3 separate regions of the Mus musculus genome follow, and all the other regions are linked to region 1. Evidence: chromatin loops called from intact Hi-C (ENCODE). Cell type or tissue: heart. All regions are shown on one strand.

Evidence for each region. Hi-C counts contacts between places; a loop is a spot of excess contacts. Peaks named below come from ENCODE experiments on the same cell type or tissue, not always from the same donor. Only the 100,000 strongest peaks of a DNase experiment are listed, where the experiment ranks them.
Region 2: it touches region 1 in a loop (5-fold over the local background); 5 of 42 quality-filtered maps call a loop at or near these places.
Region 3: a loop joins it to region 1, with 8 times the contacts of the local background. A loop is called at or near these places in 14 of 42 quality-filtered maps.

Annotation. Positions count from the first base shown.
Region 1 is chr7:34,651,491-34,659,490 of GRCm38, reverse strand. Kctd15 (potassium channel tetramerisation domain containing 15) reads left to right here and starts at 5,093. Exons shown (of 7, transcript NM_001360820.1): 1 at 5,093-5,244; 2 at 6,809-6,907. In heart, a CTCF peak has its summit at 3,723 (motif pointing right); DNase peaks (open chromatin) are centred at 3,900, 4,710, 4,860, 6,300 and 2 weaker places; H3K4me3 peaks cover 3,920 bases; H3K27ac peaks cover 3,281 bases.
Region 2 is chr7:34,434,528-34,442,527 of GRCm38, reverse strand. No RefSeq gene overlaps it. Among named protein-coding and RNA genes, the nearest start is that of Lsm14a, 49 kb to the right of the region's middle. In heart, a CTCF peak has its summit at 3,426 (motif pointing left); no DNase peak of the experiment used is centred here; H3K27me3 peaks cover 444 bases.
Region 3 is chr7:34,489,473-34,497,472 of GRCm38, reverse strand. No RefSeq gene overlaps it. Among named protein-coding and RNA genes, the nearest start is that of Gm35297, 53 kb to the left of the region's middle. In heart, a CTCF peak has its summit at 3,411 (motif pointing left); no DNase peak of the experiment used is centred here.

The sequences.
Region 1 (8,000 bases):
AACCCAGGTGGAGCGCCTGAGGCTGGTGGCCTGGTTTGGTTACCTGGAAGTAGCCACATTCTACCTGACCACCCCCACCTCTGAGCCTTTTCCCCTGAGGGTGTGGGTGAAAGGTGGGTTAAGCCATCTCCGGCTTGGGCTCGAGGAACTTCTTTAAAATTAAATATCAGGCTAGGCATGGTAGGGCATGCCTTTAAACTCAGTACTTGGGAGGCAGAGGCAGTTTGATTTCTGTAGCTTGGGCTTGGTCTTCACAGAGGGTTCCAGGCCAGCCAGAGCTATGTATAAGACCTTGTCCCCGCTCCCATTTTTCCCCTCAAATCATATAAAAAGACACATCTGTATGTGTTGAGTGATAGTGGATCCAAGAGTCCCCTAGAAGGTGCTGATTTCCTTAGGAGTCAATCTAGGAGTCAATCTCTGTCCAGCCATCTACAAGAGCAGCCAGTGCTTTTATCTGCTGAGCCATCTCTCCAGCCCTAAAGTTTTAAACATTTCTTAAGACAGGGCTCATTACGCAGCCCAGGCTGGCTTCAACCTCGTGAGTCCTGGTAGCCCAGGCATGATCTGTGTGCCAGGCTTTAGCTTTCTCCACAGGTTTAGCTTCTATTTTGCTACCTGGTCGGGGTTTTGGGCAACACCTCACAAACTCTTACAGACTCCAACCCTGAGCACAAAACCATTCTCCTTTCCCCCTAAACTGAGCCCAATTTGGCCCAATATTCATTTCACTCCCAATAAAGGGGCCCCAACCTAGGAGGTAAGTCTGGTTGTTCAAAGCTTATTGCCCCATTTGGGGGCAGTACGGTGTGACAGGGAATGCTGTAGGGGTCATTGGAATAATTTTTCTTTGTCTAAGGGTGTCTAGGTAGGCGTGAAGCTTTCTTGTTTTGGTATTTACTTTCTGAGACCAGGTCTTTTTTTTTTTTTTTTTTTTTCTGAGACAGGGTTTCTCTGTGTAGCTCTGGCTGTCCTGGAACTCACTCTGTAGACCAGACTGGCTTCAAACTCAGAAATCTGTCTGCCTCTGTCTCCCAAGTTCTGGGACTAAAGGTGTGTGCCACCACTGCCCGGCTTGAGACCAGGTCTTAAATCCACTATGTAGCCGAGGCTGGCTTTGAACTCCTCCTCCTACCTCTGCCTCTGAAGCGCTGAGATTACAAACATGGTTTACCACCTCTAGCATGTTGGAGATAGGGTAGCACTCTGTGGCCCAGGCTAGCCTTGAATTCTGCCTCTGCTTCCTCCGTACTAGGAACACTCAATCTGGGCACTCCGGGCCAGTCTGGTTCCTTTGTAGTATACAGAGGTGACCTCTCTTAGTCTTGAGATGGATACAAACATAGACAAGTCTAAATTGACCCTCCCCTCGACCCCTGGAAGTCTCAAGCTGGAGAAGAGCCATCTCTATCCAATTACCCTCCATGCTCTTATCCCTTCTTCTACCAGGATGAAAGGACCCTCAGTCTATTCATCTGTTGTCCAGTCCTAGCATTCCTAAGAATGCTGAAGTAGGCAAACTCATCTTATTTAAGATTCATTCCCTCTTTCTAACTACGGGCCTGTTTGGGGGGCTGTTGTTCCAGTTAGGCTCTCAAGCCTCAGTCTGGCCCAGAACTCACGAGCCGCCTCCCTCAGCCTTCCGAATGCTATGATTACAGGCTTCAACCTCCTCACTTCACTAGCAGATAGATTTGCATCCTGCAGCTAACAGGACTGCTCTGGTTGGAGCAGAAACCTAAATGGAGCACAGATCTGGATCCCCTTGTAGGCTGTGGCAACTTCAGCACTAATCAAATCTAAACGATGCACATTCTGCCTAGATTCATCCAGTTTCGTCACTTGGACTGTAGTAATGAAAGATATAGTCCACAAGATGTCTCGGCCTGTTTCCATCCTGATTACATATTCTCAATTTAAAAACGTACCCCTGCTGCATTGGATACGACAGACCACTAAACACCTATTGTGGGCTATGCCAATTTCTCTTGGTGTAAGAGGTAGTTGACATTTAGCTAGAAACTTAAAAAAGAAAAAAAGCTTTATTTTATTCTTGGATATGCATGGGGGCGGGGGGGGGGGGTGCAGATGCCCTCGGAGGCCAGAAGAGAATGTTGGGTCCTCTGGAGCTGGAGTTACAGGCAGTTGTAAGCTGCTGTGTGGGTGCTGAGAACTGAATTCCTGCAGGAGGAGCATATGGCCACAACTAGTGAGCCATCTCTCCAGCCTTAGCCAGGAACTTTTAAAACACCTGAGACAAAACTCAGACCGAAGCTTACCCTTCGTGACGCACACAGAGCTCAGCCATTCGATGAGAGACGATAGACGGTGGAGACAAAGACCGGGAGCATCAAGGAAATAAAGGTCCTTCAAAATGGTCAGCCCTTGTTCTGATTAAATTGTGCATTTTTAATATAGTTGGTATCAAGTGGAACTTAAAAAAAAAAAAGAAACATGTGGGAATTTAAAATAAAGTGAAACCTGCTATTTTTCAGGGTCAGCAGTATCACGGTGAGATTTGTCTCTTAAACAATGACACTTGCTATCTCTGGAGTTCTATGAATACTTTTGAAGTGTCATATTAAAACCAATCTCGTGGCCTTGAGGCAAGGGGAAGCAATTAGTCGTGGAGTTGTGAATAAATAAAAATCCATTTATACACCCGTCCTTGACATGTGCCTTGTGAATCTTAGAAACTTCATCTAGAGGGAAAAGAAATGTTAAATCATGAATACCAGTCCTAATCACATTGCCATGTGGCTTCCTAAAACAGTTGAGTTTATTCCAATCTTTTAAGTATGAATTTATATGTATGTATTCACCCGTATTGAACACAAAACAAAGACTCACCCACAGCCATGCAGGTGACAAGAAGAGAGGGGGTACTGAGGCCCGTCGGGCGGTGACAAGCAGTTTTCAGAGCGTCACTCCTCAAGTGAGCCTAGCATACTCTCCTGGCTCTCCCTGTTTCAAAGCCTAGGAAAGGTTTTCTCTCTGAAGCTGAGGGCATTCACATAGCAGCTTGCTCTACTGAGGTCACCATTCTTGCAAAGTGCTTTTCACCTCATTCTAAGGGTCAGCTTTTTCAACACTGGGGGGGTTTACTGTTTCTAAGTTCTACTACCTTGAGCTGTCCAAAGCCTGGGGAAGCCAGCAAAGAACTGAGCAGACCATCCAGCCGAACAGGACCTCCCTCACCTGCATGCTCACCAGAAGAGTAGCACTGTTTAAGCAAAGCTGGGAGCTAGTCCAGGGTGGTTTCAGAGCCTGGGAAGCAAACGTGGGCGACCATGGGCCCCCACAGCACAGATCCCTGACCTACTTCGCGGGCCCCTTTCTGTTCTAGGAGCAGCTTAAAATCCATAAATTAAGGAAATTAACTGATGGGGCCTGCGGCATCTTTGTAAGCTATTTAAATCTATAAATTTACAACATCTTCTGCATATATCAAGTAATTGAACTAACTGCGGGGATGTAACTTTAATGAGAAAATTTCCCCCTTCTCCAGTAGTTTGAGATAATAAATAAATAAATAAATAACTCCCTCAGGAGGAAAGTTTCTTATTCCCGCGTGAAGTTACAGACGCGCGGACGGATGCTCTCTCCGCACTAGAGGTCCCCTGAATAAGGGGAGACTGGGTCCTCTCCCCAAGCCCCCACCCCCATTATCTTTCTCCAGTGTTCCCGTCTGGCCTCGAGAGCACCCCCAGGAGTTTGGCCAGTAGAGGGCGCCCAGGCCCGGCCGGAGTCTGTAAAGGGGGGCCCGCGCCGCTGCTCCCGGCCGAAGCGCACCCGCCTTCCTAGCCGAAAGCCTGCCTTTGGCCCGGGAGTCCCGGGAACCAGGCGGGGGCGCAGTCTGGGCAAAGCGCACCGGCCGCGATCCGTTTCCTAGGAGCCGAGAAATGGTCGAGGAGGAGGGACGGGCGGGGCGCAAGGGAAGGAGGAGGAGGAGGAAGGGGCAGCGGGGGAGCAGCTAGGGGCATTCTGGGTGCAGGCCTCCGCGCCGCAGGGACCTTTGGCCGCCGCCGTCTCCATCGCGCCGCGCTCGTCCAGGAAATGGCGCGAGTGGCCGCAGGCGACGGGCCGGGTGCCCCGCGCTCCCCTCCCCCGCGGTGGCCACCGCGTGTCCGCAGACGTCACGGCCGGCGCTGCTCCCCGGGAGAGGGGCAGCCGGGGCCGAGACCCGGGGAGAGAGGGAGGGAGAGAGGGAGGTAAGCCGCCTGGCAGCCCAGTTTCTCTCCCCTCCCCACACCAAGTCCCGCCCTCAGCCCCGGGGCGCCGCGGCGGCGGCTGCTTCTCTCCTCTTTGTAACCGAGGAGTCGAGAAATGTGAGAAACGTGCCCTGTGTTACTTATTTGGGAGTCGAAAATTTATGCCCAGCTGAAAGCGCCCGGGGAAATATTACATCAGATGAAATGACAATGATTAAAATCAGCCTCTCCCCCGCCCCCTCCTCGAGCCCGGAGGAGGCCCGGGCGCCGCGTGGCCGGACGGCGGGGGGCTGGGGCGCAGAGGGCGCGGGGCTCGGGCGCAGCGCTCCCGGAAGGGTACTGGTCCAGCCCCCTGGCACCCAGGCACGGGGCTCCGGGACCCACGGGTGGGGATCGCGAGGTGGGAAGGAAGTGGTGGCGGTGGGGAACGGTGCATTTTTTTTTTGTCGCGGAGCGCGGCAGGCGCGGGCGCGCGGAGCTAATTGCGACTCTAATCCTCTGCCCCGAGGCGCAGCCGAGCCCCGAGCCAGGAGTCGCCCGCGCGCGCCCGCTCGCGCTCGCCGCGCCGGGGTAATTTGGAACCGGATCGCTGCCCTTTGCAATCCGGGCTGGGCCGCGGCGAGGCGCACAGGCTACCGGCTGGTTTTGGGGGGCTATTTTCTCCCCTCCAGCCATCGGGGGAGGCCGCTGGAGAGAGAGGGAGGAGAAGAGGTGGGAGCGGCGGGAGGGCAGCCGGAGAGCTGCGCGAAAAGGAGGCGGCGGCGGCCGCGGCGAAGAGGGAGGAGGCGAGGGGAGGGCGGGGAGGGGAGGCCCCGGCGCGGCGCGCCGCGAGGGGCCGCGCGGAGCGGGGGCCGGGGCGGGAGGGGTGGGTGGGGGGAGGGTTGGGGGCGAGAGAGAAAGTAACTCCAGGACGAGACCGGAGCGACCCGCGCGCATCGAGCGCTAGGCGACGGGGCTGCGCCGGGCGCCCGACACCGGCGGCTGCGGGGGGCGGGGGCTGCGCCGGTGCCCGATCCACTGCTCCGGCTCCGAGGTAAGCCCAGCACGGGCGGCCACCGCTCAGTGCCGCACACCCCTGGTTCCCAAAGTGGCTGCAATTCCGAGAAAGTCACTCGGCCCCGGGCCGGGACCTAGGCTGGGGGCGGGGGGGCGGCTGCTTTGTCCCTCTGCTGAGCGCAGGGGCTGGCGGCGTGGGGGCGCCCAGCACAAAGGCCTGGCGCGCACGGGGCGGGGGGGTGCCCACGTGGGCTGGTCCTAGCCGCGGGTGGACCCTCCCCACTCGGCCGGGCTCTGATCATCCTGCTGTGCGGAATATGCGTCCAGGTCCTCCGCACTCTGGTTCCAGTATGGGCTCGAGTGCCCTGCAGAGCTGATGACTTTCCTGAGTCTGAAACCGGCTCCATGCAGCTGGGCTTTCGGGGCTCACAGGACCGGGTTGGCGCCCAATTTATAGAAAAGAAAAAAGTCTCTAACGGGACAGATGTGCGTTCTCTGACGCCCACCCTACGAGTCTCATGCTAGACGCACTGGTGGTGGTTCCAAGCTCAGGAAGGATGTGGGGCGGGGAACGCGCCGCCCCAAGACCGGACCGCGGTCTCTAGATTTCCACTGCCCACACGCACCCCCTCATCTGGATGCGAACACCCTCATTCTCCCACTCTCGCGTCACAGTAGCACCTCTCTACCCTCCCTCGAGAAGCCCCCGACTGTAGAAAGATAAACCTTCAAGTTTTCACTCCGTGTCTCAAATGTGCATGAAGGAATTTAACTGCGCGAGTGAATAACAGCATTAGTTTCAATTAATTTTTTTTAAATCCCGGCAACAATAAACTTTGAGAACAAAAGCGCTTTTACGTCCTTAATTAGGCGAGCTTCCCATCTGTGGTCTTGAAGTGTCTGCCTCTTGATTTAACTTTGTCTCCGCCCCCCACCGCACTCCCACCCCTTCTTCGCTGGGCCCTTCGGGTACCTTGGCCACCCCGCCCGCGGGGCCGGAGGTTCGGCCCAGCGGATCCTGTAGCCCCGAAGTTCACACCGGCCGGCTGGCTTTGCGGCCCCGCTGGCGCGCACCAGGTGGCCCGCTGCGTCCCTCCCGTTCCACCCCTGGACAGTCCTGCAGGCCCCTGGCACTGCTGCCTCGGGCAAGCGCCCTGGGCGTAAGAGCTGAAGGGAACTGGAGAGGCGCCTTCTGTTTACCTTTTATGGTTAAGATAACAGCTTAGCAAAAGAAGCGACTTCACGAAGAAGCGATTTAGTGAAATCGTCTCAAGCTGCCGCAGCTCAGCCAGTTTAATCACCCCCAGAGAGCTGAACAACTGCGAGCACAATGGGACACAAAATCATTTTGTGTGTAAATGAGCGTGGCATTCTGCTCACTTCCCTCTGCTCGGGCGGGCGGGGCTCGGCTGCGGGTGGGCGCGGGACCGGGGTCTCCCACCACAGCTTGGAGAAGCGGGTCAATGCTGGGCCAGTTTGCAAACCCGCTGAGGTCCCTGCAACAGGCGGCTTGGCCAAGCCTCAGCCGCGTCTGGGTCCTGGTGTTTGGTGCAGGGAACTTGTGTCTCTTATCAATTGCACGTCTATGTTTGTGATCTCAGCAGTGTTCTGGGAAGAAGGGTCGTGGTCCACCACAGATGCGTTTGGCAGAGGGAGCAGTGGAGATTCGGGTCAAGGCTTAAGGCCTGGGGCTTCCAATGGTGAGTTTCTGGTTTGTGTTGTGAGAAACAGGCTGAGGGCAGGCTGGGGCAGCTTGGTAGATGGGCGCTTGATGCTACTTGTCACATCTGAGTTGGGTCCTGGTAGTGGAAAAATGTGGTGCTTTGGTAGAATTTGGGTGGGAATTCTATCTCTGTTGACCTTCAGTGGGTGTTCCTTTATGGCATCCTCTCCCCCACCCCCACCCCCCCTCCCAGGACTGGATAACCCATCCCTTGGGTCCGCTTTGGTTTTTCAAAAACTTCCTTGAGGTAAATGACCTGGGATGTCCAAAGCAGGGGACTGAACAGCCACCCAACTCTTCCAGGAGGATAGAACACCCTCCCTCACCCCCAAACAGTCTCAGGTCAGAGAACTTCCCAGGGCAGCGGAGAGGTGAAGCAAATCATAGGAGGGGAGACACTTACCTTCCATTGAATCGGTTCAGTCTATGTACCTCAGACCATGTTTTATCATTGCATGCTGAATGTTAAGACAGAGATCTAGAAGTTTAACAGAAAAAGCACCATGTGGGTACCCAGGATAGCATGTAGTTTTGACACATAAGGGTTAAATCTGTGTCAGAGAAGTCCAGGTTATGTTTGTAGACTTCCCTCCTCCCCTTTCCATGTCTCTCTGTGTGTGTATGTCTGTGTGTATGTGTGTGTCTGTGTGTATGTGTGTGTCAGTGTGTGTGTCTGTGTGTCAGTGTGTGCATGTGCGTGTGTGTCTGTGTGTGTGTGTGTGTGTGTGTGTGTTCCTCTATTGCCCTTGGAGACAACCCGGAGCCAGTGAAAGGGGTAGCTAGAAACCCGCCCTTCCCCACCCCTTCTTCAGGGGCCCCCTGAAAAGCCCCCAGGGTAGCTTCTGGGGACTGAGGCACAATTTTATTTCAGGTGTCTGTGGCACATAGGAAAGTCCCTGAGTAGCTCTGGGGAGGAGGGGAGAAAGCCCATTTGCTGATTGCTGTCTGGCCAGCTCTCAATGCCTCAAGGGCCTGTGATCCTGAGGGGGTCTGGAATACATTAGGCCCAGGCAGCACCATTCTGGGGGTCTATTGGAGAAGCAGGGAGGTGCAGAGTAGGCAAACAAAGA
Region 2 (8,000 bases), 220 kb after region 1:
TCTCTTTTCCTGTTGAAGACATCTCTCTCTATAGCTCTGGCTTCACTATAATTCACTATGTGAAAGTTGGCCTTGAACTCACAGAGATCCACCTGCCTCTGCCTCCCTAGTGCTGGGATTGAAGGCTTGTGCCACCACACCTGGTTAAACTCAGCATTTTTAAATGACCAATTTAACAAGCTTTACAAGAAATAAGAGGCCCCTTATTCAGTCTCCAGCACTTCCAAAAGGGATGGGGGTCAAAGCTGGCCCACCATCAATGTAATAAAGATAAAGCAGGAAGATCATGAGTTCAAGGCCAGCCTGAACTTTGTGATGACAAGTTTGAGCACAGTCTAGGCTGTCTAGTGAGACCTTGTTTTAAAGAAATAGGGCCAGACATGGTGGTGTATACCTTTAACCCCAGCACTCAGGAGGCAAAGTCAGATGGAACTCTGAATTCAAGGCTAGCCTAGTCTACATAGTGAATAATAGGACAGCCAGGGCTACATAGTGAGACTTTGTCTCAAGGTAGAGGGAATCACTAAGGAGATGGCTCAATGTATAATGGCATTTGCTGCACATGTGAAGGGCCTGAGTTCAAATCCCCACACCCCACATAAAGAGCTGGACACAGGCTAGAGAGGTGGATCAGCATTTAAGAGCATTGACACCTCTTCCAGAGGTGCTCAGTTCAATTCCCAGCATCCACATGACAGCTCACAACTGGTTGTAACTGTTAGTTCTATGGGATCCTGTATCCTTTTCTAGTATGCAGATAAAACACCCATACTCATTTAATAACTAAGTAAGTCTTTTTTTTTTAACTATACACAGTACTAGGTGTTAGGGGGAGTGTACAGAGTGCTAGTGTAGTGTGCACATCTGTAACCCAAAATCTGGATGCATAGTGTGCACATCTGTAACCTAGCACTCCTATAGGGATGGGAAGCTTAGAAAGGAAAATTCCCAGGAGCTGGCTGGCCATCAAGCCTGGTGTATATGGTAAGGAACAGCAGGGGACTCTGTCTCAAACAAAGTGGAATGCAAGAACCAACACCTGTGGCTCTCCTCTTCCCTCCACACACAAGCCACACACATATGTCCCCTTACATTCACACATACACAAATGTACACACACACACACACTGTACACACAAACACAAAGGCTATGTATACCAACATAGCCTAAAACCTACCTGGCCCTTTTTAAAAAGCTCTCTAAGCCTTAAAGAAAGTCTTGAACGCTTCTTAGATCAAACATGCATTTCACAAATGCTGGTTGGGCAATTTACAAACATCTGTAACTTCAATTCTAGGAGATGTGTGGCCTCTGCAGGAATCACACACACACACACACACACACACACACACACACACACACAGAGTACATTTACATACATTCAGGAAAGACACGCACACAAATAAAATAAAAATAAAAATAAACCTTAAAAAATTATTTACCAATCAATCAATCAATACAACAAATGAGAGATAAAGCTGGACTTGTTTTTGTACAATAGTATAATGCAAGAAAAAAACTATAAATGTGTGTAGAAATCGTGGGGTGATTTCTTAGCTCTACTCTCAGTATCACAGACAGACCAAAGCAAACTGCAGGACTCAGGTGCAGTTTTCAATGGGCTCAGGATGATCAGGACAGATAGTGGGGCTAATTCCAAGGCAGTGAGGCTCAATGTTCAGGAACTCAGGCTCTGAAGTCTGACAAACTCAAGTTTACATTTTCCATAGTTAACCTTAGACAAGCTGTGTGGATCAGTGATCTGTGGCTAAACAAACTGCATAAACCAAGACTGTCCTGTCTCTCACCCCTGGCTATGTGAGTATCTTTATGGCATGGCAGCTGGCTTCCCACAGGGCTTAGGCTTGGAGAATAATGTGATCTAATTTGGTTTACATTCTAAAGAAATTATTCTCACTACGGTATTGGGCTCCATCTCAGGTCAGTCTTGAGGTGGCCTCCCCCACCCCCAAGCTATCTCTCCAGCCTGATTTCTGCAGTCTTATGAGCCGCCTTCCTCCCCTCAGAAGGGACTGTTCCACTGTGGAGCAAATAGCTCCACAGGGATGGAAACACAAAGGTGCCGTACCTGCTCAGACTCTGGATTTGGATGAAAAAAAAAAAAATCAAAGTTTGCTATTGGTTCTATGTGAGGAAAAGAGAAGAGTCATCAACAGCTCTGACATTTATGATCCAAGCAACTTAAAAGATGGAATCACCACTTACAGAACGGTAATGAGATGCAGGAAGCATAGGTCAATGTCTTTGGGGGGGGGGGGAGACAGGGTCTCTGTGTAGCCCTGGCTGTCCTGGAACTCACACTGTAGACCAGGCTGGACTTGAACTCAGAAATCCGCCTGCCTCTACTTCCCAAGTGCTGGGATTAAAGGCATGCGCCACTACTGCCCAGCGTAGGTCAATGTCTTAGTTAGGGTTTCCATTTGCTGCAAAGAGACACCATGACCAAGGCAACTCTCTTTTTTTTTTTTTTTTTTTTTTTTTTTTTTTTTCCCAAAGCTGAGGACTGAACCCAGGGCCTCTACCACTGAGCTAAATCTCCAACCCCAACAAGGCAACTCTTATAAAGACAACATTTAATTTCGCCTGGCTTACAGGTTCAGAGGTTCAGTCCATTATCTTTGGCAGGAAGCATGGCAGTGTCCAGGCAGGCATGGCACTGGAGAAAGAGCTGAGAATTCTACATCTTGTTCCAAAGGCAAACAGAAAACTGACTCCAACAAGGCCACACCTCCTAATAGTGCCACTCCCTGGACCAAATATATTCAAACCACCACACACACAGCAACAGCAGCAGCAACAACAACAATAGCAGCAGCAGCAGCAGCAAATCCTCTTCTTGTTAAGGCCAGGGTACTTTTCAGAAACAAAACTCACCATTTCTGACCAGCCCTAAAGCTAAGTCAAGTGGGCTGGCATAAACCACCTGTAATTCCAGTTCCAGGGCATCTGATGCCCTCCATGGGCACTGCACACACAGGATGTACAGACATACACCTATGCACATAAAAACAATAAATAAACAAAGCTTGATTTTAAAATACCTAGCTGGACAGGGCTTCCTTGGGTCTAGGGAAAGTTATGTATTATAAAATGCCCCCATCGCTAACAACCAGCCAACACCCAAACAGCACAACTTACTGTGAAAATTAATTCAGGGAGGTTTAGCTTCATAAAATGAATAGTTGGCCTGGGAGGAATGGGAGAGGGGCATGTGTTTCATTGTTGTTTTTTTGTGGGGTGGTTTTGTTATGCCTGCCACTTATGAAATTCTAGGTTCACTGGTCCCCGGTCAGGTGTATTATTTAACAGCACAAGGGGAAACTGCAAACATGCATAAACCATGCATTAATGCATCAGATGACAAGGTCTAAGGACATTTTGGTAAGTACTATAAAACACTGCCCTCTGGTGTTAAGGTCGTCCCGTATTTTTAACAAAGCAGAGGGAGAAGAGAAGTGACTCTTTGAGATACCGAAATCCTTACCATCAGGGGCTTCTATTTCTGACTTGCAAAAAATTGGGAGCACACCCCCCCACACACACACTGGATTTTAGTAACCTGGATAAGGGGCTCCTTCCCTGCAAAGCCCGAAAGACGAAAGTCATGTTATTTCACGCTTTCTCAGCCAACATGAGTGGAGCCGTCTTTTAAAAATAAGTATAGAGCAAGCTTATGTTGGTGGGTGCGTGCTTCTGTTTGGAGGCCAGAGTCTGACATCTGATAGTCTCAGCCACCGCCCACCTTGTATTTTGAGAGAAGGTCTTACCCTGAACTGGAGATCATCACTTTGGCTCAGCTGGCTAGCCGTGGGTTTCTGGGGATTCACCAGTCTTTGCCTCTCCAGCGCTGAGATTATAAAAGTGTGTGGTGATGCTCAGCTCTTGGTATAGATGCTGGGGATCCAAATTCAGGTCCTTGTGCCTCCACATCAAGCACTTCCCCAGGGAGCCATCTCCACAGCCTTCACACAACGTAGTCTGAAGCACAAACTACTGTGACTGAGCATGGATTCTTAGGGCTGACAACGAACTGAATACATCTTAAAACCGTGTTAGCTTCAGGCATCCACAGTAGGCTTGCTTTCTCTGCCATAGCCTCCCCACTCAGCATCAGAGTTACAGTTCAGTTAAAAGGAGGGGTTTATCCAGTGGTGCATGCATTTGGCAGGCTGACCAAACCAGACCCTAACAGACACCTAGACCAAGGCAACTCTTCTAAAGGACACTATTTAATTGGGGCTGGCTTACAGGTTCTGAGGTTCAGCCCATTATCATCAAGGTAGAAGCATGGCAGCATCCAGGCAGATGTGAGGCTGGAGGAGCTGAGGGTTCTACATCTTGTTCCAAAAGCAGCTAAGAGAAGACTGGTGTTCAAGTAGCTAGGATAAAGGTCTGAATGCCCACACCCACAGTGACACACCTACTCCAACAAGGCCACACCTCCTAATTGTACCACTCCCTGGGCTAAGCATTCACAAACCATCATACTATCTTAAAAAAAAAAAAAAAAAAAAAGACCAGTGAGAGATGGCTCAACCAGTAAAACAGGTAAAGGCACTTGTCATCTTGTCATGTAAGCATGACGACCTGAGTTTAATCCCTGGAACCACAAAGGAGGGAGAGAACCAACTCCTGGAAGTTGTTTTCTGACTTCCATGTGTGGCATGCATTTCCACGTGTGTGTGTGTGTATGGGAACACATAAATAGTAAGTGTCTTAGTTAGGGTTTTTATTGCTATGAAAAGACCCCATGACTACAGCAAATCTTATAAAAGAAAGCATTTAATTGGGGCTGGCTTACAATTCAGAGGTCTAGTCCACTGTCATCATGGTGGGAAGCATGGTGGCACATAGACAGGCATGGTGCTGGGTCAGCAAGCAGAGAGGGAGACACTGGGTCTGGCTTGAGCGGCTTGAGATGTCAAAGCCCATCCTGAGTGACACACTTCCTCCAAGCAGGCCACACCTACTCCAACCAGGCCACACCTACCCCAACCAGGCCACACCTCCTCATGGTGCCATTTCCTATGGGCCTATGGGGGCCACTTTCATTCAATCCACCACAATGACTAAAATAAATTTAAAGTTTTTAATTTCTAAAAAAGAAACAAAGAAACTTCCCTAAAAGGTAACCAACTAGTTAAATACAGGGGGTAGCCTTCTGTGCACCAGTGGCTACACCAGACCTACACACCCCTGCCACATCTTGGCATATCAAGCTCCCCACACTGCCTTCACACACCTCTCTGGTTCATCTGACCCCGCACCTATAGCACATTTCCCAGCTCATGCCATTTTCTTCTCTGGTACCTCTACAGTGCCCACAGCCTCCCTCTCTGTGAACCAGCAGGCCCTGCCCTTGAGTTGAGATCCACAGCCAAAGCGTCTACAGAGGCCAAAGCAGCTCTGACGCCTGCTCCTTCTCAGAGCGATGGGGCTTCCCAAGGCCATCCAACTCCCTGCTGCTCTGCCAGCCCCTCAGAGGCAGAGGATGTAGCTCTACCAGCTCTGCACCCCAACCCAAGCCATAGCCTTCTGAGTTCCCCCATCTAAGCAAAGCATGTAGACAACCATCTTCGCAGAGCTTTGAAAGCATTCACCAAGTCATGCAGAGCCAAAGCACAATGAAATAACGGGAAATCAAGGTAAGTGGTTATAATTTTAGTTTATCATCATCATCATTGCTACTATTTTGTTGTGTTGTTTTTACTATGTGGCCCTGACTGGCCTGGAACTCACAGAGATCCACCTGCCTCTGCCTCCTGAGTGCTAGGACTAAAGGCATGCACCACCACGCCCAGCTCTTTCTTCTATGAATTGCCCTGCTTGTGGTGTCTTATCAAAGCAACAGGAAAGTGACTGATACACCTCCACGCCAGCATCCATCATGTGTTGTTGGGGAGGTTGTTCAACCTGCCTGTGGCTAGTCTGAAGTGCATACCTATCACAGTTCTGCTGTCCTACTACACAACAGAATAACAGAACTTACTCTAAGTGTGACCTTGTACTCATTGACCAACCTTTTTACAGCAAAAGCATCTGTGGGTGTTGGAGGGGGGTCTTTTGAGTTTATGTCATTGCAGCTTAAGGAATTTTAGAGATGCGGTGTAGTTCTAAGATACAGCTCAGCCTTAGTATGTGCAAGTCCCCAGCCAAGGAGGAAAAAGGGAGGAGAAGAGGGGAGTAGGGGAGGAAGGCATGGGAGGAAAGAGGGAAGGAATGGAGAAAGAAAAGAAATATTTTTAGAGGTGGAGTATAAAGCCAGGTGTGGTGGCACATGCCTTTAATTCCCACCCTGGGGAGGCAGAGGCAAGGAGATCTCTGTGAGTTCAAAGCCAGCCTGGTCTACATAGTACATTCCAAGCCAGTCAAGGCTATACAGTGAGAAGAAAAGAAAAAGAGAGAAGGAGAAGGAGAAGGAGAAGGAGAAGAAGAAGAAGAAAAAGAAAAAGAAAAAGAAGAAGAAGAAGGGTATAAAAGATCTTGTCTGGAGCCTGGAGACATGGCTCAGTAGTTAAGAGCAATTGCCACTCTCTCAGAAAATGAGTTCAGTTCCCAGCACACACAAATCAGGCAGCTCCAACCATTTGTAACTCCAGCTCAAGGAATCCAGTGCTCTCTCCCAGGCTCCTGTCTAACTGACAATTGACAAGCCATCCCAGGGAGATTATCAAGTGGGTCTGTCTGAGTGAAGAATCTCCTTAAGCTATACATACCTGTTAAATTAGGTGTAGGCAAAGAGCAGTAGCCTTTCCTGTGGGCTCAGCTGTAACTCTTAAGGTCCAGTGAAAGAGGCTACGCAGGCTGGCCACAGCAATGGCAGGCAGGCGGAGATCATAATGGTTAAAGGGGGCTTTGTGGCTAATTTTAGGAACATGGGTAAGGGGCATGACAGCAGTAAGCAGGGACATGAGAAGAAGCCCTAGCTCTAACATAGAATCCAGAAGATGCCATCAGGATTGGCCCTACAGCAGGCAGAGTTTGGAGAAGGATGTAGACAAGGTTGTAAGTCTGTGAGCACTGACCTTGGCTTGTGATGGCTAGACTGTCAACTTGTCAAGTTCAAGAGTCACATAGAAGACACATCTCTGGGAATGTCTGTGAAGTGGGTTCTTTGACTAGAGTAAATGAGGCTGAAGATGGCTACCCTGATATGAGTGGTGCACTTCATTGGCTGGGATTTCAGACTGAATAAAAAGGAGAAAGCACCTGAGGATCCAGCATTCCCTTCCCCTGGTTCCTGACCATGGTTGCTATGTGGCCATCAGCCCATGCCCCTACCGCCATACCTTCTCTGCTATGATGGGATGTACATTAAAACTGAGGCAAATGAAACCCCTTTTTGCTGGGCAGTGGTGGCACACGCCTTTAATCCCAGCACTTGGGAGGCAGAGGTAGGTGGATTTCTGAGTTCGAGGCCAGCCTGGTCTACAGAGTGAGTTCCAGGACAGCCAGGGCTACACAGAGAAACCTTGTCTCGAAAAGACCAAAAACAAAAACAAAAACAAAAAAAGAAACTCCTTTTTTCTAAAAAGAAAGTTCTGCTATGTCTAGTAGCACCACCCTGGGGACCCGGAGCCTTTAAACACACTGGTCTCTGGGGACACATAAGATCAAGCCATAGCAGTGTGCTCTACAGATCTATTCCATCTTTCTGTGGACTGATTAGCCATAAAAAATAAGGGAGGTGTGTGTGTGTGTGTGTGTGTGTGTGTGTGTGTGTGTGTGTGTGTGTATGTGTGTGTTTATGTATGTGTGTGTTTATGTGTGTGTATATGCACATGTTTGTGTGTGTATGTGTGTTTGTGTCTGTGTCTGTGTGTGTCTGTGTGTATATGAGTTATTCTAGTGGCTGACTTAGGGTCATCTGTTGCTAGGATTCTTTCCCAGGGGGAGAGTTAAGCAATGTCTACCCCTTCTCCTAAGATCCCAGTGGCAAACCAAGGAGCAAGGTGCCACTCCACCAAAGTTCACTGTG
Region 3 (8,000 bases), 160 kb after region 1:
CAAGACAAGTGGAGTTCTAGGCAGCTAAATTGTTCCCTATGCTTGTCTTCATCACAGCTGAGAGTAGAAAACCAACTTGAAAGTCCCTAGACTCAGAGCCGTGAAGCTTGCACTAGTGAATGAATCACTAACTACTAAGGCTGGAGATGAGAGAATACATTGGAATACTCAGCCTTACCATAGCCTCCTCAATTCCAAATGCAAAAAGCCAAAGCTGGCTGTCAAACTTGATTGTGGCAGATGGGTTTAATGTCTGTTTTCAAGGTAAAACAACCTGATAAAAGATCAAACCTAAATATACCATCATGAACTTTTCATATTAGCTGGGAAAGACTCCTGAAAGAAAAACAAAAATAGAAAGGAAAAAAAATCAGATTTAAGTTTCCTATATATTAAGCTATGGGAAAATGGAGCATGACCTAGAGATTTCTGAGGGAAACTTAGAAACTTATTTTATACCCAGCCAAAGTATCAATCAAGTGTGAGACAGGATGCCTTGGTCCACTTTCTTTCACTGTAGTAGAACACCTAATGGTAATTTATAAAGAAAAAAAAATGTTTAGTTAGCTTATAACTCAGGAGGACAAAAATGATAGAACAGGAGATTTTTAAAAATCTTCTGATGGGGACCTCAGAGTGTTTCAACTCAAGGCTCAAAGCACAGAGGAGAAGGCATGCTTGAAGAGGCCACTCACATGACAAGGGAGAATGTGCTGTATGACAGCCTCTGGGTAGCTAATCCAGGCCAGTGACAAATAAGACATTTATGCCACAATCCAGATTTCTTCCATGGAGCCCCACCTCTGCCACACTGAGGAATTAAGCCACAGTGTGAATTTTCGTGGAGGACAAAACATATTCAAACCATAGCACAAAATAGAGGCAGTTTTCAGATTTTCAAACATTCAAGGGACAATGGTGGGTTCTTACCCCACAGCACACTAGCCAATTGTATTTCATGGCTCTAGCTAGTGGATCTGAAGTGTGACCATGTTTGACTGAATTATTTCATGTATTTTGGAATAGTAATGGGGAAAACATCTTTCAGCTTGACCTAGTGGTGGGAAAGAGTTTGAGTTCAAGACAATATGGGTTGCATAGATAGATAGATGGAGGGAGGGGGGAGGAGAGAGAGAGAGAGAGAGAGAAAGAGAGAGAGAGAGAGAGAGAGAGAGAGAGAGAGAGAGAGAGAGAGAGAGAGAGAGCAGTCACTCTGATTAGAGATCATTTAAACCATCACCATGCCTTCTTCCGTTAAACAGCAACAGCGGCTGATGCCCAGTAGCAGGAGGGCCCAGAGGACCCCCATGCTGGGCTCAGGAGGTAGCAGCAGCTTTCACGAAGGATTCAAAGGATAGAGCAGTGATCTGTGGCCACCACGGTTGAGGCCTCGCCACTCAAGAAAGGAAAGCTGAAGCTAAGGAGTGGATCCCCATCACCATGCTGGACCACTTGGACAAGGACGTGAAGATCAAGTCCCTGGAGGAGATCCGCCTGTTCTCCTGCCCACTGAGGCATCCTAGATTACTGACTTTTCCCTGGGCGTAGCCCTAAAGGATGAGGTTCTAAAGATGCCAGTGCAGTAGCAGACTGGCTGGCCAGCGGACCAGGTTCAAGGTTTCATCGCTACTGTGGACAACAATGCTCACGTTGGTCTTGGTGTTAGGTGTTCAAAGGAGGTAGCCACTGCTATCCAGGGGGCCATTATCTTGGCAAAGCTTTCCGTTGTCCCTGTGCAGCTACTGGGGAAGAGGCTTGGCAAGCCCCACACTGTTGGACACAAGGTGACAGGCCTCTGTGGCTCTGCTCCTGTGCCCAAGAAGCTGATGATAAAGGCTGGTATTCATAACTGCTACACATCCATCAGCCAGGGGCTCCACTGTCACCCCCGGGGGGCAATGTTGCCAAGGCCACCTTTGATGCCATCCCCAAGACCTACAGCTAGGTAGCATTCCACCTCCCCACCCTGCCACCCACTTACACCCTGATGTCTGGAGAGAGTCTGTATTCACCAAGTTCCCTTCTGAAGAGTCCACTGACTGTCCTGTGAAACTCATCTCAGAGTCTCCGTTCACAGGGCCTGCTTTTCTGTCATATGACAGGAAGGGGCAAGAAGGAACCTTCTGGAGTGACAGAAGCCACCCATACCCCCCAGTAGGGTGGTTGTCGTTCATCCACACCGTGCCATCAAATCAATTGGCCTGGAGATTTAAAGTCTGTGTATTTCACCGGATGTAAATTTTACCTCGATTAGGATTTCATTTTGCAAAGCATCAGCTCGGAGGAACGCCGCGGGGCTAAGTTGTCTTGCTTCTTCGCTGTAAGCTTTCGGCGTTTAAAAAAATTAAACACTTGTCTAAATTACTTTAAAATCTTTAAGCTTTGGAAAATTAAACCGGTTTCAATTTGCAGCTTTGTGTTATTCTTGTAGAACGGGACATCAAACCCCAGCCCCTCCTCCTTTTCCAGCAGTGTCCGAGGCATCTTAACAAGGAGACCAGCGGGAGGTCCCAGGGCGGGAGTCTCCGGGAGGGAGAAGCAGAGTTCTGCCGCTCTGTTCCCTAACGCGGGGCTACTGCACCAAAGAAGAAGAAGAAGAAGAAGAAGAAGAAGAAGAAGAAGAAGAAGAAGAAGAAGAAGAAGAAGAAGAAGAAGAAGAAGAAGAAGAAGAAGAAGAAGAAGAAGAAGAAGGAAGAAGAAGAAGAAGAAGAAGAAGAAGAAGAAGAAGAAGAAGAAGGAAGAAGAAGAAGAAGAAGAAGAAGAAGAAGAAGAAGAAGAAGAAGAAGAAGAAGAAGAAGAAGAAGAAGAAGAAGAAGAAGGAAGAAGAAGAAGAAGAAGAAGAAGAAGAAGAAGAAGAAGAAGAAGAAGAAGAAGAAGGAAGAAGAAGAAGAAGAAGAAGAAGAAGAAGAAGAAGAAGAAGAAGAAGAAGAAGAAGAAGAAGAAGAAGAAGAAGAAGGAAGAAGAAGAAGAAGAAGAAGAAGAAGAGGAGGAGGAGGAGGAGGAGGAGGAGGAAGAAGAGGAAGAAGAAGAAGAAGAAGAGGTGGAAGGGAGAAGAAAAAACTAATCAGACTTTCAAAAGATTCCGTTTCTGAATGTTAAGACTTATTTGCATATCAAAATTGCCTTCGGATGGTGGGCAGAATTAGAAAATTAAGAAAGACTGTTAGAAGGAGAGAAAGAAGTCAAGCAAACTCAGGGGTGTTAAAAGCGCTTCCCTCAATCCGGGCAGGGTCTGTGAGTAAGGAGCTAGACTCCCGAATCGCAGTGGCTGAATTTGGACAAGACCATTGCTTCGAATGCATTTACTAACTCAGTGATAAACACATCTCTTTTATTAAAAAAAAACAATCCACATCTATACCACACGACTCCCTCTAGTGGATCTAAAAAAATAACGACTTAAGATGACGCCATCCATTTTGAAACAGTAAAAGAAATTACTCCCCAAAATAATCTCTGACCAGTGAGTTCCCCGACCTCACGGTCACTACAGAGAATTAATTTTACTTTTGTGGAAGTAGAATTTCCCACACCCTTTCCTTCAAAGAAAGGGGTACTTCATATTCATCCAAATAATTAACCACTCATACATCAGAGGATGATAGACATTTCAAACACTTTACACCCGGGTTAAAAAAAAAAAAAACCTGAAGATTATTGGAGGTAGTCTGATCCTCGATCAAAATCATAAATATTCAAAGCATTTCACGGTGGCTTTTGAGTCACAGACAAATGAAAGGGCCCTGACAAGAGCCGGCTTGCCCACCCGGCACTCCAAAGTGTTCGAAATTGGGTTAGTGATCATTTTTAATAAGTCATCATGCCGCTTGCATTTTTACTTTTGTGAAGTAGATCTTCAAATATCGCCAAATTATTCCTCAGACCCTCAAATCGCACACGCTGTTTAGAAGTCTTACTTTATCTTGCCCCAACAACATCCTCCTGCGTTTGAGGGCACATATATAATATATAAGTAACAAAGTGGCACGCACTTGCTGGCCTGGCATGGGAGTTTCTTACCACTCAGGCACAGATGCCACAGCAAGGAAATGGGCAGTTAACAGGGATCAAAGATGTGCCTTTCAAAGAGGAATTGAATTCACCTCTGGAGGTTAACACAAGTGGCTCCCCCCCACCACCACCACCATAAGACAGGCGCTCATGATGTAGCCCAGGCTAGCCTCCAACTCCCCCATCTTCCTACCTCTTCCTCCTGAATGCTAAAACATGTATGTGCCTGTCTCCCGAGTACCATTTTGATAAGCATACACCAAACCTCGTTTTATTTTGTTGTGTGTGTGTCTTGTTTTCCTATCACAAATAGCAATGAATACAAATACCCACCCCTTTTAAAAATAAAGGACTTGGGAATGAAAACTCATGTCAGAAATGAGAGCTCTTATAGAAGTGAATGCAGATAAAAATTCTAATGGGAGAGTTTGTGGTTTGGTCTGGTGCTGCTTATATTCAAATGCTAAATTCTGTACCCCACGAATCGGTTGCTCCCAGATGAGCAGATCCTCACATATATCAGCCTTTGTTGTATAAACCTTGCCCCCAAGCTATCCCTGACTGGTTAACAAAGATGCCTACAGCCTGGGCTGGGCAGAACAGAGGTTCCTGGGCTTGGGGGTCTCAGGCAGGGACCATGAGAGGAGAGAAAGAGGGAAGAAGACATCATGAATAGGTGGATGGTGAGCACACAGCCAGGGGGGCTGGCCTGTTAGAATAGGAGTGGCCCAGGAGAAACATGGCAAGTGGTAGCTCCGTGTTATTGACAGGGAAGTAGACAAAATAGCATAGGGAGTTGGTATCTGCCCAGCTCTAGTGCTTTGAGACTTATCATAAATATAAAGGCTTTTGTAGCTTTTATTTGAGAACCATATGGCCTAAGTGGAGGGCGGGGGGGGGGGAATAATATTTAGCACAACAGAAGTTGCCTACCCCTGGAAAGAACATTTGGGGGTGGGGCACATCTGTGATTCTAGCATTTGGTGAGTTCAGGGCCAGCCTGGGCTATCTCATGAGACTGTCTCAAAAAAACAAGACGAAACAAAAAATAAACTCTATCTGGATTAGTTAACTAATTAGTTCAACCAAATGCCATTACCTTTGTTTCCTGTTAGCTGCTGTTTCTCTCTAAAAGACACATTTCCACCCAAATCTAACGCTACCACCATCGACAACCCCACAGAGGCCCAGCTACCTAAAATGGAAATGCAAACATAATGTATGGAAATATTCTCTTAGAAGGCATCCTTAAGGCTTCCCATGTATTAATGTATTAGTTTGCAAACATTAAGATCAAAGCCACAGCAACAAATACATCCTAAAAAGTTTTTCGTCAGATTTTTATTAACGATATACAAGTAGCGCAACATAAAAAATTAATAGGCTCAAGTCTTGAAATGTCAGAGCCAACGATCTGTGCCTTCGCGTCTCCCCAGCTTTGCTTCAGTCACGCTGGCTCTGGGTCTTCTCGCCTTGAGCTACTCAACGTGATTTTTTTTTAAAGGAGAAAGAAAGGTTAACAGATGGCTTTAGAGCCCCCTGATCTGCTGCAGTAAGTTAAAAAAATAGCAAAGAATAGAACCCAAGGTGTCAAAAATGCAAGGCCCAAACTCATAGACGTGTAATTTCAAGCCTTTAGGCTCACCCAATAAACTGTTAAATATTCAGTTTTAGAATAAAAAAAAAAAACCCTACTGTAAGTTAAAAACGAATCAACTCCATCGACTTACAATATTACTAACTTTTTCATTTTGGAAAGAAGTATTGGACAGGGTGTTAATCCCAGCACTAAGGGGAGGTACAGACGTGCAGGTCTCTGAGTTCAGGATAAGTCCAGTCTATATAGAGAGTTCCAGGCTTGCAAAGGCTATCATACTAAGACCTTATCTCAAACAGGGCTGGAGAGGGCTCAGTGGCTAAAAGCCCTTGCTGCTTTTCCAGAAGGAAGAGTGGAGTTCAGTTCCCAGTATCCTGTGTCAGGCAGCTCAGGACCACCTGCAGCTCCAGCTCCAGGAGATCTGACTCCCTCTTCTGGCTTCCTCACACAGAACACCCCCTCATCCAGACACACACACACACACACAGACAGTAAAGACACACACACACAGGCAATATAGACACACACAGACAGTAAAGACACACACAGAGAAAATAAAGACACATATACAGACACACACACAGACACATAACACATACAGACACACACACACACAGAGGCAATAAAGAAACAGACACTCACACACAGATACAATAAAGAGGCATACACATACACACAGAGAGAGACATACAGACACACACATATACACATGTACATGCACAGGCACATACATATATGGACACACATACGCCGCAGGATATTTGATCACATTGTGAACCCCAAGATTGTGAACTGAAAAAAATCTTGTGGTTGTGACTCAGTCCTAGCACACCCCTTTAATTTTAAAAGCTAAATAAAGTCAATCCTAGTTCTAGGGCAAAGCGAGCAAGTAGCTGACAGGGAGTGAACAGAGTAAAAAGAAAGGAGGGACTTTGAAGAAAGGAGGTTTAAGATGGTATGGAGACGGAGAAAGAACTTTGTCCTTCCGGGACATCAGTGGAGTAGGAAGGTCAGCTGGGTGCTTTCCCTGCCTCTCTGAGCGCACAGGTTTCCACCCCAGCATCTGGCTCCTGAATCATCGTTGGTAAAATCAAACATTTAGGATTTAGTTTTTAAAACAATACACACACACACACACACACATACAGATACATACACACATGTGCAAGCACACACACACACACAAATGCTAAAAGTCCATTTTGGCCATTTTGGCCTGGAACTCCCTATGCAAGCCAGGCTGGACTCAGGCTCACAATCTTCCTGTTTCATCTTCCAACGTTCCGGGATTGCAGATGTGCACCAACATGCCCTGGCTCCTTTCCGGGAAGCTCAGTGGGCCTGATAAAGCGGGAGTCCCAGTAACGCACAAAAAGAAACCTGCAGCACATACTGGCACTCCATGACTCTGAAACAGTCGCATAGTGCCAAACCTCCAGTGCCCACACCTGTGGACAGTGAAGTCAGTCCTTAGTCGCTAACGGTCTGGCATGTGTATCCCAGAAATATAGATGCTCCAGGAGTCAGAACGACCGCAGGCCCCACTGCTCTGTGTATGCTGACACACTCAGAATCATGAAGAATCATAAGGAAAAGAAAACACAGATGAAAAATAAATACCGGGTCTTGGAGAGATGACTCAGTGTGTACTGTCCTTGCTGAAGACCCAGGTTCAGCTCCAAGTACATCAGGCAGTTCACCGTCGCCTCTGTCTCCAGCTCAAGGGGATTTGATGGCTCTGCATGCCAGAGACACCTGCAGCTGTGTGCACATACAAATATATACACACATAATTAAAAATAATAAAAATCAATCTCAGAAAATATGAGCTTGCTGTGGTGGCTCACACCTGTAATCCCTGTACTTGGGAGGCTGAGGTAGGGGCTATACAAATTCAAGGCCAGCCTGGGCTACAGTAGAAGAAAAGAAAAATGGGGTGTGTGAGGAGACACATTTTCAACTTCAAATTTCCAAAGAAGAAGCCTGCCTTTGTCTGTATTTTAAAAAAAGATTTCTTTATTTATTACCTATTTAGTAATTTATTATATCTGTGAGTGTTTTATCTGCATGATTCTGAGAGTACCACATGAGTACCTGGTACCATAGGGAATCAAATGACCTGCGACTGGAGTTACAGACAGGTGTGAGGTGCCGTGTAGTGCATGGAACCAGACTCACATTCTCCACAAAGGGGAGGGGGGGGGAGCAAGTGTCCCTAACCACTGAGCCACCTCTCCAGCCCTGTTTCTAATCTACATTCATTAGCAACATATTTTAAACAGATAGAATGAAGACCATTGGAGGACAATGTGTGGGCACTAACACCAATGTAGAGTTGTGATGAGAGATCATTGGTCAGATTTTGTCCATTTGAAACAAGCTGGGCTCATCT